Linked DNA regions of Homo sapiens: region 1 is linked to region 2. Evidence: chromatin contacts called from ENCODE Hi-C or POLR2A ChIA-PET data. All regions are on one chromosome and are shown on one strand. Each heading gives the region's core, a stretch centred on a gene start or an enhancer-like site at or near the end of the contact. The rest is flanking DNA. Distances are from core to core; before and after follow the strand shown. Region 1 holds the start of ZNF783 (zinc finger protein 783). Region 2 holds the start of CUL1 (cullin 1).

What was found. A loop is a pair of places that touch in the nucleus more often than their neighbours do. ChIA-PET counts read pairs that join two places held with the same protein, here RNA polymerase II (POLR2A). Pooled maps may share reads with other maps.
Region 1: a loop to region 2 is called in a pooled map, with 7 times the contacts of the local background. The contact joins the promoter of ZNF783 here to the promoter of CUL1 in region 2. A Hi-C loop is called at or near these places in 1 of 37 single-sample maps with no recorded cell type and 8 of 50 pooled maps. POLR2A ChIA-PET finds 5 or more read pairs at or near these places in 1 of 52 experiments (activated CD4-positive, alpha-beta T cell).

The regions. Positions count from the first base shown.
Region 1 is chr7:149,258,370-149,264,746 of GRCh38, reverse strand. It overlaps ZNF783 (zinc finger protein 783), which reads right to left and starts at 2,551. Exons shown (of 6, transcript NM_001195220.2): 1 at 2,390-2,551. The coding sequence starts at 2,413. It overlaps LOC124901769 (a long non-coding RNA gene), which reads left to right and starts at 2,406. Exons shown (of 2, transcript XR_007060582.1): 1 at 2,406-3,100. RefSeq lists a silencer at 2,084-2,953.
Region 2 is chr7:148,695,561-148,701,605 of GRCh38, reverse strand. CUL1 (cullin 1) reads right to left here and starts at 2,703. Exons shown (of 22, transcript NM_003592.3): 1 at 2,577-2,703. RefSeq lists silencers at 1,699-1,798, 2,099-3,128, 3,789-3,848 and enhancers at 1,676-2,401, 3,469-3,518.

The sequences.
Region 1 (6,377 bases), core at 1,302-3,801, 560 kb before region 2:
CGCCCGCCACCACACCCAGCTGATTTTTATATTTTCAGTAGAGACAGGCTTTCACCATATTGGCCAGGCTGGTCTCAAACTCCTGACCTTGTGATCCGCCCGCCTCAGCCTCCCAAAGTGCTGGGATTACAGGCGTGAGTCAGTGAGCCACTGCTCCCGGCCTGGTAATCTTTTAAAAACACAAATAGATCATTTCAGTACCCTGCTTAAAACTCTTCAATAGCTTCCCAGTGTACCTGGCATAAGATCTAGACTTCTTCATGGCCCAGCCGACCTCTCTTGACCTTGAGCCATCCAGTTCCTGTCGTGCTCCAGCCATGCCAGCCTCCTGTGGATTCCGAGGACCCACCCGGCCCTCCTCCAACTTCACATCAGCTCTCAATATGCATCCTCTGTATGCCTGAGTCTCTCTCGTTTTTAAGATTCTAGCATAGACAACGCATCCTAGAGATTTTCACTGCCCCTCCCCCTTAGCACTAGTAATCTATAATTGCTTCATTCATTCAATAACAATTACTGAACACCTATCATAGTAAATGTACAGTGAAGATGAAGAAAAAACTGATGTGGTTCTTCCTTCTCCAGGAGAAAAATTCTGTATAGGAATACTTATAAACAACAACAGTGTGATAGGATGGGCTAACAAGAGTCCAGGGCAAATCTGTCCCTTTTGGGGAGTTTTTTGGGATCTCAAGTGCTGCAAGAAGGGAGGAGCAGGTGGACAGGAGTGATCTGAAAGGTAGTGAAGCAGTGAGCCCCAGGCTAGGGGGAGTGGATGATGTCACCTTCTAGGGCCCCCTCTTCCCAGGGAACAGGACTATAAACCTGCAGAATCCTCAACGCTTTTTCTCTCCCTTGCACTCAGGGAACCCAAAAAGAAGCTCAGCACACTCACTAAGAGGAGGGAGAGGAAGTTATACTTTAATAAAAGTATCCAGAAAAATCAAGGTTTCAAAACCTTCACTGAGGTGTATTAATAATAGTAGGTATCATCTATTGAGCCTTTACAAGCGTTTTCCAGTATGTCAAAAATGGCCAAAGGATTATAATCTCCCAATTGGACATACTGCACTATATCAAACCAAGATTCTAAAATCTGCTAAACTGGCCTAACTTATATAGATGAAGATGCCAAAAAAACTGATGTGATTCTTCCTTCTCCAGGAGAAAAATTCTGTATAGGAATACTTATAGTGTATTCTTATGAATAAACTTATTCATATAGATATGTATCTGGACAGATAGATAGATAGATATAAATGAGACAGGCACCTGCGCCTGTAATCCCAGCTACTTGGGATTGGGAGGCTGAGGCAGGAGAATACCTTGAACCCGGGAGGCAGAGGCAGAGGTTGCAGTGAGATGAGATCCCGCCACTACACTCCACCCTGGGTGAGAGTGAGACTGTGTCTAAAAAAAAAATATATATATATATATATATACACACACACACACACACACACACACACACACACACACACGTATATATATATACTTTTTTAATTAAAAAATTTTAAAATGGCCGGGCGCGGTAGCTCTCGTCTGTAATCCCAGCACTTTGGGAGGCCGGGGCGGGCAGATCACGAGGTCAGGGGTTCGAGACCAGCCTGGCCAACATAGTGAAACCCAGTCTCTACCAAAAATAGAAAAATTAGCCAGGCGTGGTAGCAGGCGCCTGTAGTCCCAGCTACTTGGGAGGCTGAGGCAGGAGAATCCCTTGAAGCCGGGAGGCGGAGCTTGCAGTGAGCCGAGATCGTGCCACTGCACTCCATCCAGCATGCGCAACAGAGCGAGACTCCCTCTCAAAAAAAAAAATTAAATAAAATCTGCTACAGTAATCTTTTTTAAAAAAATCTACTATCTCTCTTGTAAACGACACAATCTTTCTCTTTGGCAAAAGTAGAATATGAGGCGTTTTAAAGTGTCTAATTCCAAAATCCCTGCCCCGGCGTGAGGCTCCCGCCTCTAATAGATGCGTGACCCTGGGCCTGTCCCTTCCCATCTCAGCCTCCGCTACTGTCCCGTGGGGCTGGCGGCCCCTGCCCGCCCAGCCTGCTGTAGGGGGGGCCGCGAGGCCTCAAATGGGACAATACTCCTAAGGCGCGGCCTCCTCGTCGCCGAGCGTGACTCTGGGGCCCGGCCTGGCTGAGGCCGCAGATGGGCCGGATCGTCAGCCGCTGACGTCGGGGCCCCGCCCGCCGGGCCTGGCATTTGGGCCGCCCGGTCAATGCCTTCGACGCGGGCTGGGCGATGGGCCGGGGGCAACGAGCGCGGAGGCTGCGCGCAAGGCCCTCTCACCCCGCGGCCTCGCGCGGCCAGAGTCCCTCGCGCGGGCTCACGCGGCGGCGGCCTGGGCCTTCCGGGCGTCCGCGGGGCCGAGGGCGCTTACCCGGGCAGGCGCCGCTTCGGCCATGGCTGCCCGCGTCCCTCGCTGGGTTGCAGTCCCTGGACCCGGCCTGTCGGGCCCGGGGCGGCGCGGCAGCGACGGCGGAAGCGGAGCGGGACCCGCCTAACCTGAGAGCTACTGCCGGGCGGCAGCGAACTGCGTCCCGAGCCACGTGCCCCGCTGGCCCTTTAAAAAAGAGCTGCGCTCGGCGGCCGAGCTTGAGGACGCGCACAGCGCCCCCTGCAGCCCGTAGGACCGCACGCCCGCGGCCGCCGCCCCGCGCCCTCCCGAGGCCTTCAGCGCCCGCGGCGTCCGGGACCCAGGCGCGGCCACCCACCCTCACCCGGGGCGCGGGAGTTGACGCCAGGGCGGGCGTGCCACGGCCTCCAGCGGGGCTACGTCAGGCGTAAGCCACTCCCGGGCCAGCGCGGCGCCCAACCTCTCTCTGCGTCCCACGCGGGAGCCGGGAGGGCTGCGGGAAGGAACCGCGCTGGAAAGTGCGAAACCTCGCGAGGGAAAGCTGCGTGGGGAACGGGGTCGGCCCTCGCCGGGGCTCCAGTCCGGACCGAGACTCTGTTGCAGCGCCTCCCACGCACCACAGAACTGAGTTGGGGAAAGTAAAAAGGATACGTGTGTACCCAGGGAGAAGCCAGGGAAACTTACATGAACGTTTTTAAAGTCTCTTTTAAATTTGACAGAACAAACGTGAAGATGGTAGGATTTTTTTTTTTTTTTTCCTAAGCCTGCCCTCCCCTCCTGAGGACTCTGGGGTCCCTTCCTCCTCCCGGGGCCCGCCTGGTGAAAGTCCTCAGCCACCCACGAGGACCCTTCTGTAGCTTTGGTCCAGGCTGAGATCACAGCAAGTGTGAATCAGTCCATCCCTCATTTAGGCCCTGAGGCATCTTGAATAAACCGCAGGACCCATTTTCCTCGGCCTGTGCTGAGGCATATTGAACTAAATGTGCTGTATGCAGTTGAAGCTTTGTTTTCTGTCTTTTCTGCATTTCCCATTCATCTCACAGTCTTTGTCCAACAAGCTGGCAAACTCTTCCCGCTAGAAATCTGCAGTTTTGTTTCTTTCTGTGTTTGGGTTTGTTTGGGGTTTTTTGGTTTTGGTTTTGTTTTTTCTTTTTTGGGGGGGGGGGGTGAGGGTGAGAAGTTATTTTCACAAATATTTGAGCCAAGCAAAAGCGTGGTCAACTATCAGAAAAAACACAAACTGATATCCTAAGTAAGGTGAACCCCAAAATTTGCGGAAAGGTTAGGACGTGTTACTTTAAGGTAACAAATCAAATAAATATTTGGCATTATTCATTTTGGAAATTCTTGTTGAACTATCCCAATCTAAAACACAAACTGCAAGTATGCACTAAAGACATTAAGAGCATCCCTAGGATCTTATCAGGGATCAGTCCAATCTATTCAGGATTATAAAATACCAGTAAATGGTGACGTTATAGAATAACAGTTAAGGTCCAATGCAAACAGAAAGGGTCAGGAAAATGGGCCAGGAGCCGTGGCTCATGCCTGTAATCCCAGCAGTTTGGGAGGCTGAGGCGGATGGATCACCTGAGGTCAGGAGTTCGAGACCAGCCTGGCCAACATGATGAAACCCCATCTCTACTAATACAAAAAATTAGCTGGGTGTGGTGGTGAGGTACTCTGGAGGCTGAGGCAGGATAATCGCTTGAACCCGGGAAGCAGAGGTTGCAGTAAGCCGAGATCATGCCATTGCACTCCAGCCTGGGCAACAAGAGCAAAACCCCATCTCAAAAAAAAAAAAAAAGAAAAAGAAAGAAAGAAAGGGTCAGGAAAATGGGCTGGAGACAAAAATGCTAGGATTTAATGAGCTCTGTTGAGGAAAGAGTGCTATAATGTTTGACAGCTAGTCTTCGTTTTTTAGAAAAAAAGTTTCTCTAAGTCAGTGGTACTCAAACTTCAGTGTGCATCATGTTCACTGAGGGTTCTTGTTAAAAATACAGGATGCTAGGCACAAACCTCAACATTTCTAGGTCTGAAACAGGAGGGGATGAAAGTGATGCGAATTTGCAATTCTAACTAGTTCCCAAGAAATGCTGATTCTATTGGTCTGGTGATCACAGTTCGAAAACCTTGGCACTGTTTATCAGGGTCCCACAGCTACCTCCCATTCCCATGCTCAGATTTTATAAATATATTTAATAAACGAACACTTTGCACCATAATGTGGTTTCTGAGCAGACCAGCCGGGGTGTCAAGCCAGCTCTGATATAAATTAAAATTACATGGTGGCTTTTTTTTTTTAAGACGGAGTTTCGCTCTTGTTGCCCAAGATGAAGTGCAATGGCACGATCTCGGCTCACTGCAACCTCCACCTCCCAGGTTCAAGAGATTCTCCTGCCTCAGCCTCCCGAGTAGCTGGGATTACAGGTTCCTGCCACCATGCCAGGCTAATTTTTAGTATTTTTAGTAGAGACGGGGTTTCACCATGTTGGCCAGGCTGGTCTCAAACTCCTGACCTCAGGAGATCCACCCACCTCGGCCTCCAAAAGTGCCGGGATTACAGGCATCAGCCACCACGCTCAGCCTACATTCATCTTTAATTGTTAATCTGTCTCTTGTGAGTTTGTTTTTTGGGGGATCAGATTTCCAGGACCTGATTATCTCTGGGTGAACTGACAACATCCAGTGGAGGCCCAGTCCGTGGAGTAACAAGGGTGACTCCACCTGCAGAAGGTAGGGTTGTCACAATTTGAGGGCCACCAAAGTAGTACCCAGGGTCACTCAACAAGAGGTCAGCACACTCAAGTGCCATTGTCCCCACCAGAACATCCTCAGCCAAGAGATAGTGGCAGGTCAGAGACAGAATTCCTGTGGCTCCCTCATCCTCCAAGCCAGGAATGTAATTTAGATTAGGAGGTGGACCCACACAGAATTATAAAGATGTTAGGAACGGAAGCATTAGTAGAGGGAGACCAGAAGTACAGCCAAATCCCACTTCCTCCATAGAAGCCTTCTCTATTTCAGACAACACCCAGCTCTCTATTCTGTGAACACCCATTATACTTTCTCATTCAGCAAACATTTGCTGAGCACCTATGTGCCAAGCACCTGTGCTGAGAGCTGTGGAGGCTGATAGGAGTAAGACATGGTCCCTCCTGAGGCCAGGCGCGGTGGCTCACGCCTGTAATCCCAGCACTTTGGGAGGCCGAGGCGGGCGGATCACGAGCTCAGGAGATCAAGACCATCCTGGCTAACACGATGAAACCCCGTCTCTACTAAAAATACAAAAAATTAGCCGGGCGTGGTGGTAGGCGCCTGTAGTCCCAGCTACTTGGGAGGCTGAGGCAGGAGAATGGCCTGAACCCAGGAGGCGGAGCTTGCAGTGAGCTGAGATGGCGCCACTGCACTCCAGCCTGGGCGACAGAGCAAGGCTCCGTCTCAAAAAAAAAAAAAAAAAAAAAAAAATGGTCCCTCCATTCCCACAGCATCACATCCTGTGACTGTTTCTTGGTCTTATCTATTGTTCCCTTCCCACTGCAGCTGCACCCAATCAGGTAGGTCCTCACTGGCTCTTCCTTGATCTCACTTGAAACCTTCTAACATATCCCAAACCTCACACCCCCCAAAAAGCACAGTATAATTCTTATTAGTATTCCCAAATCACAGCTAGAATCAGGTCACTCTTTTGCTCAAAATTCTTCAGCTCCCCATTATCAACCGAATAAAATCCAGACTCCTTGAAGCCTGACCCAACTCTTAACACCCACTACTCTCCTTCTCACACTCCACCCTCCCGAAATTGGATGAACTCCTCTTCTGTACATGTCCCATAATGTCTCCTGACTTGGTCATGTCACCTCCATTTAGAATGTCCTTCCTCCCATCCTTAAAAGGCCAGTTCAAATACCACCTATCACGAAGTCTTCCCTAATGTCTCACATCTAAAATAATTGTTCTCTGAATGCTTAAAGCCTTTTACCCTCACTTATCTGAAGACATTACTATTCTA
Region 2 (6,045 bases), core at 1,454-3,953:
AGCCTTAACTACCAAACTGCTTCATTGCAAAGGCAAGGCTGGATACTCAACCTGGGGGGAAAAACCTGATCGTGTTTCCAAAAAAACACCAAACACAAAAAGTAAAAACATCCACACCTTAAAACTAGTTTTAAGGGGGAAAAAAGTTAAAGTTTCACAACCTGTTTTCTTGGCACTTTCCCAGACTTCCATAGGTATAGAAAACCTGGGCATTTTTCTGTTAGGGCCCTGTACTAGATACTGGGGTGTTTCAGGGAGAAGGGAAGTGAAGAGGGAAGGGGGAATAGAAAAGGAGGGATGAGAGAGACGATCAATTTTACTCGAGAAGTGTATAATAAAGCTTGAATTCTTAACCGGCTTAAGCACAACGACTGTGTTTTCTGTAGCCAAAAATCAGCGCATGTTTTCAAACGTTAAGTTTAAGTTAGAATTATTCCAGAAAACTCATTCATTAAAAAAAAGCAACTGAGGCACCACCACAACCAAGTTCTGTTACTCTGGGGACGCAAAAACAAATAAGGAATATCTCCTGCGCTGGAGGAATTCACAATCGGAAATGTATGGGAAATAAGGCTGTCATGTAGTTAATTACAGCTAGAAGATAATATTCAGTAAGTGGCAAGAGTCTAATGAACTGTAATATCTAAGGAAACCATGCAGAATCAGCTCAGGCATGCGTGTCTGTCTTCTGATGTGGTACACACATTAGGAGTGGGGGGTGGGGCTGGCTATAAGGACCTGAGCATGTGGCTCTCAGGGAGGGAGGCTTTTATAAATTGGTGAAAAACCCTAGCATATCTAAATTTGGTTTGTTTTTTGACAAAATCGTTTTTAAAAGATGAAGCCAATGAGAAAAAAAGTTTAACATATTTAGAAAGCAATTCAGCCATCCCTCTCAAGCTTAAGGAACACTCTCCTGAAACCTCCAAAAATGGGCATTAATAGAGTTAAAGCGAGCCAGTCTTGTGTTTGCATGCTTTGGAATTTGAAATGTAACGCAACTATTTCGACTCACCATGGAAAACAACAAATAGAACCTTCAAGTAAAACATTTTTCAATATCCAAAAACAAACCTTCTTTAAACAAAGAAAAATCTCATCTCCAAATATCTTTTTCAAACAGAATGACTGGTTTTACATTTTAAACATCATTACATATTTTACTACGTAATACACTCTCCAGGATTTCAGAAAATCGGGTACATTTTCGGGTGCACCATGAAATGAAGTGTTAAACTTAAAACTGCACACACTTCTGCGAGGCGTTAAGCTATGCTTAGGTCCTAGAAGCTCATGGCTTGAAGTAAAAAAGGAATCTAGTTCCTCTTCTGCCGCTTCGTTAAGTGCATTCCAAAAAGTGTGATCGTTTACTCCACTCAGAACTTTTGACGATTTTAATGCTACTACAGGAAAGAGCAATTACACAGAGCAAACAAATATTTAAGTAGACTGCAATTCAGTATTTGCGCACTTACCACTAACCCCTACTACGAACCAGAAGCAACCAAGAGTGACCCAATCGGAAAAGAGAATCCTCTTTTTGGCAAAGCCAGCCAGGGAGAAAACCCTAACTTTGGGGATTCATTTCAAGGAATGTCTACAAGCATTCCTCTCTTTCTTATCTTATGTCTGCGCTACACAATACTGCACGGGTGGCAGAAACGGGGGTCTTTCAGATCTTAAGGGAAAAAAAAGCGACGACCCCCGAGTCTGGGGACCCCAAGTCCCAGCGGCCTGGCGGGCGCACGGCTACCCTCAGGGTCAGGGCGCGCGCTCCCGTTGGGACCGGGGGCGCGCCGAGGCCGCAGCGCAGGGCCCGGCCCGACTAGCGAGCGATAGGCGGGCGCCGGGGGGCTCTGTCCGGTTCGGCCGCCGGGCTAGCATCCCTGCGCGCATGCCCCGGCCCGCTCTCCCAGGAGAACGGGGCAAAAGGGCGACTGTTACCCAATAATAGCGCCCTGCACGTTCGCAACAATGCAGGCGGGGAACCCGAGAGCCGCGGGCAGGGAACCGGAAAGCGAGAGAGCCCGGCTCCGCGGCTGCTCCTGCGCTTGAGCCCAGAGCTCACAGGGGAACACGCGTCGGCCGGAAAGCAGCGCCGGGAAGAAGCGTGGGCGCGAGGGGGCAAGGGCACGGGTCCCGGCGTCCCGCGGAGGTCGCCTCACCAGGCGAGGCGCGGACGCCCGAGCCGCCCCGGGCCACACGTCGGCCCACCCTCCGAGAACCCAGCCCGGTCGCGGCGGGGAAAGGGGCCGGCGCCACCAGGCCGCCGCCTCCAGGCGCGATGAATCGTGCTTTTTCCCAGTGCGTAGTCCAGGCCTGGCCGCCCCGGCCCGTCCGGGGTGACTCAGGGCCCGGCCCCGCTCGCTCCTCTGCCACCTTCGGCGTCCTCCGCCCACGAGTCCCCCGGCCCGGCCGCCATTCTGCCCGGCCGCGTTTCGGCGGCTCAGGCCTCGCCAGGCGCCTGGTTTCGGCCGTCGCGGCCCGAGTCACTGCGACACCGCGGCTCGGGGCCGGGCCTGCGCCGCCGCCGCCGCCGCCACCTCCTCTCGGCCCCGGCGGCTGCCGACACTCACCCGCATCTCTGTGGTGCCCCAAAGGCTCCCGCGACGCCTCCGCCTGGTCCCTGGGCCTGGGCCCCGGCGAAAGCCCCGTCCCGCCAAGGTCTAGCTGCGTCCCTCAGCTACCGGGGCTGCCCCGCCTGGAGCTGCGTGCGACACGGCGCCCGCCTCCTCCTCCTCCCCTGCCCGCCCGGCCCTCCTCCTCCCGCCGCCGCCGCCTGCACCACGCAACCTCCGCCCTCTCGCCTTCCCTGCGCGGCTCCCCGCCCTCTCGGCCTCACCGGCTCCGGCGACCGCGGGGGAGAAGCTGTTGGGGGAGGGCCGGAACGCACCGCCATCGGCGTCCGGGGCGGGGGAGCCGGGAAACCGTCGTCGCCATCGCCCCGCCAGCCCGAGGCGCGGGAGGGGCCCGGAAAGCTCCCTCCCGCCCGCTCGCCGCTGCCGGCGGCCCCGGGGGCGCCCCTTCCGCGGCCGAGGCCCCCGCTCGCGTGGGGAAGCTTCTACCTGCGAGCCTGCGGCCCCTGCCCCCGGCACCCGAGACATCCCCGACCCGGCGCGCCGGATTCTCTGCCAGGTTTTACAGCCTCCCTCGCCTTGGGACCGCCGCGGAGGACCCGTTCCCGCCACTTCGGACCTCGCGAGCGGGGCTGAGCTGCTTGGGTCGGGGACACCACCAGCCTCTGGAGAAACGGCCCGAAGCACCCCGAAGAAGAGGGGGTCCCAGTCCCCTGCCCCTCCCTTGTGCGCACCCCCACCCCCAGCTTGCCTGGAACCTGACTCCACACCTTTGTCGACCGGGACAGGGACTGGGGGTTGCACCCCAGATCAGAAAGTCAGAGGTGGCCCTCCGAATCGGCGCGGACTTCCGAGGAACCTCAGCCAATTCTCGACCCCCTTACCACCTGCAAGGCCTTAGGAATCGGCTCCAGAAAGCTCGAGCTTATCTGCGTGTTTCGTTTTAAAAATCACTTCTAAGATAAAACCTAACTAGGCTTTCCCCTTCAGACTTTCAGTAACTCCTGTTTGGCAAATTTTGACATTCACTCTATCCTTCGTCTTTGTAAGGACATATCAAGACTTAGAAGGCTTTGATTACACATACGGATGGCATGAGTCGTGATATAAAATAGTATTGTTTTCACGTGTACTTCGAAGTCATCTCATTTGAAATTAACTGTCATAATTGACTATTTGGAATATTCAACCTAAATACTACCCGCTGCTGTGGTGACGGGGGGTGGAGGAAGCGTGGTGGAACCCCAACACCTAGTGAGGGGTGGCTGATTAATACCACGGCTCACAACATAACAGAGCGGCTCATTCCATGAACAACCCCGGGGGGATTTCGAATTCTATCATCTGGGCAAAAGATGTGATGAGTGTAACTTCCTGTTTTCTCCAAACTAAAACACTACGCAGATTCCTGTACCGCTCTGGGACAGAAATCCTCAGCCAGAGCAGAGGCCGTCCCCAGAGTCCACACTGTTTCCTGCATAAAGTGGGTTATCTCAGAAGAAACATCCCACTGGTCTGTGTGATCCTTCTATTGAAATGTGGTCTTTTATCTACATCTAAGTATCTCTAGAAGTAATGCGTTTGTATGTACTTGTCACTCAGATATGTAATCCCTTAATTTGTGCGGGGTTTTGGGGTGTGAAAAATTCTTGGTTTATATCCTACACTTTTAAATAACCTCGTCAAAACTTACATGTATTTAACACCTTTTTTTGTGAGCACATGGTAAGGTTGGAAGTAAAAATGGAAGGTTTATCCCTGTGGCCCATGTTTTCCAGTGTACCTATGTGGGGTTTTAAAAAAATGTCCCAATTTCTTCCTTTTACTGGAGACTGCGTTTTTTAGACAACAGCTTATCTTCCTATTCCCTAACCAGTCTTCTCCAATCTTACCATTCAATATAGCCTCCTTTTCTGTGACTTCCTCCAGCTGAATAGAAGGGCTGAGTGGGTCAACCTTCCCTGTATTGTTTGTTTCCTCCACCCTCTCTTTTTCCTTAATAGCAGTATTTGGTCCACCCACACCACCCTCTCTCTTCTCACTGCCTCCATTCCTGGTTCTTAACTCCTTTCTATTCTTTACTCTCCACCTGCCTACACGATCATTCTTAGCAGCAAATTTATTCCATCGACTTTTACGTCCACTTAACATCCAGATTGCATTTACTTTGCGCAGATAACCTTGCCGCCTACCTCACAAGTCAAGGCCACCTGCTGCTCTCTTTCTACTTTAAAACATCCTTCCTCCATCTTTACCCCCCAACTCAGCAAAATTGATGTCTCTCTCGGATGACCCAAAGTTTGGAGGGATAATTAATTTGATAGATGTCAGAATCAAAGTTCAAAACAGTCTCAACAGGCTACAACATTAGGCCAAAAGCAATGAAATAAAATATAACTTTCAAATCTAAATATGATGTACTAGCTGGAAAAGCCCAAGTTTTAGATTTTAGACCTTGGTTTGTATCTAGTTACCCAAATTTGAGTCATATCCAGTAACTCAAATTACTATCTTTTGCTCTAGTAAGGTCAACTGTTAATTTGAGATAAAAATACCTACTTCATAAGAGTGTGAAGAGTAATTTATTTATAATTCCCACGTAATTCGTGGAACATTCACCAACCATTAGTTCCCCTCCCTTCCTCATCGTCCACAAAGTGGTTGTCTCTGTTGCCATTCATAACACATTCTTTAATTCATACAGACCTGGAAACAGACTCAAAATCCTGGCCCGTTCACCTTGTATCCCAGAGCTGTCACCATCGTAGAGAAATCGTTTGCCTCTTTTGGGTCAGTCATTATCATCATCATACCCATTTTTTCAATGAAAAAACCTAAGGCTCAGAGATGTTAGGCAATTTGCTCCAAATCACTCAGCCTGATCAGTGGCATAACCTGACCCAGTGACTCATGATTCTGTGTATATCCACTCCTTTACTAAGATATTCTCCCACACTTATGTTGGTCCTTTAGCCTTCTAAATGCTTTTCCTGGTTCTTATCTCTTTATCCTTCCACTTGTGTCCTGACTGATGGCAGATTATTCCTTCTAAACTGATACCTTCATCATTATAATTTTGTCCTTTCAAGCTTCAGTGGTTCCATATTGTTTATAGTGTTCAATCCAAATTTGGACCTGGCACTTAAGGTTTACCAGATCTTGTCCAAACTTGCATTTCCAAATTTATTTCCTGCCACTTCCCAGAAGGAACTCTCAATGCCATCCGGTCCTGTTGGTTGTACTCACTGGCCCACAGATGAGCTGTGAGTCGCCATTTATGAGGGCCTCCTTCAGTTGTTCCCTTAACAGATACCATTTCCCACTTCTTTCCTCCATCTCCAAATCATGCTCACTTTTCAAGATCCAGCTCACACCCCCTCCCAGGAAGCCCACCTTACACCTTCTACCCAAGCTTTGTGATCTCTCCCTGATTGCCTGTTCACATGTGCCTTTAAACTAGGTGGTCTGT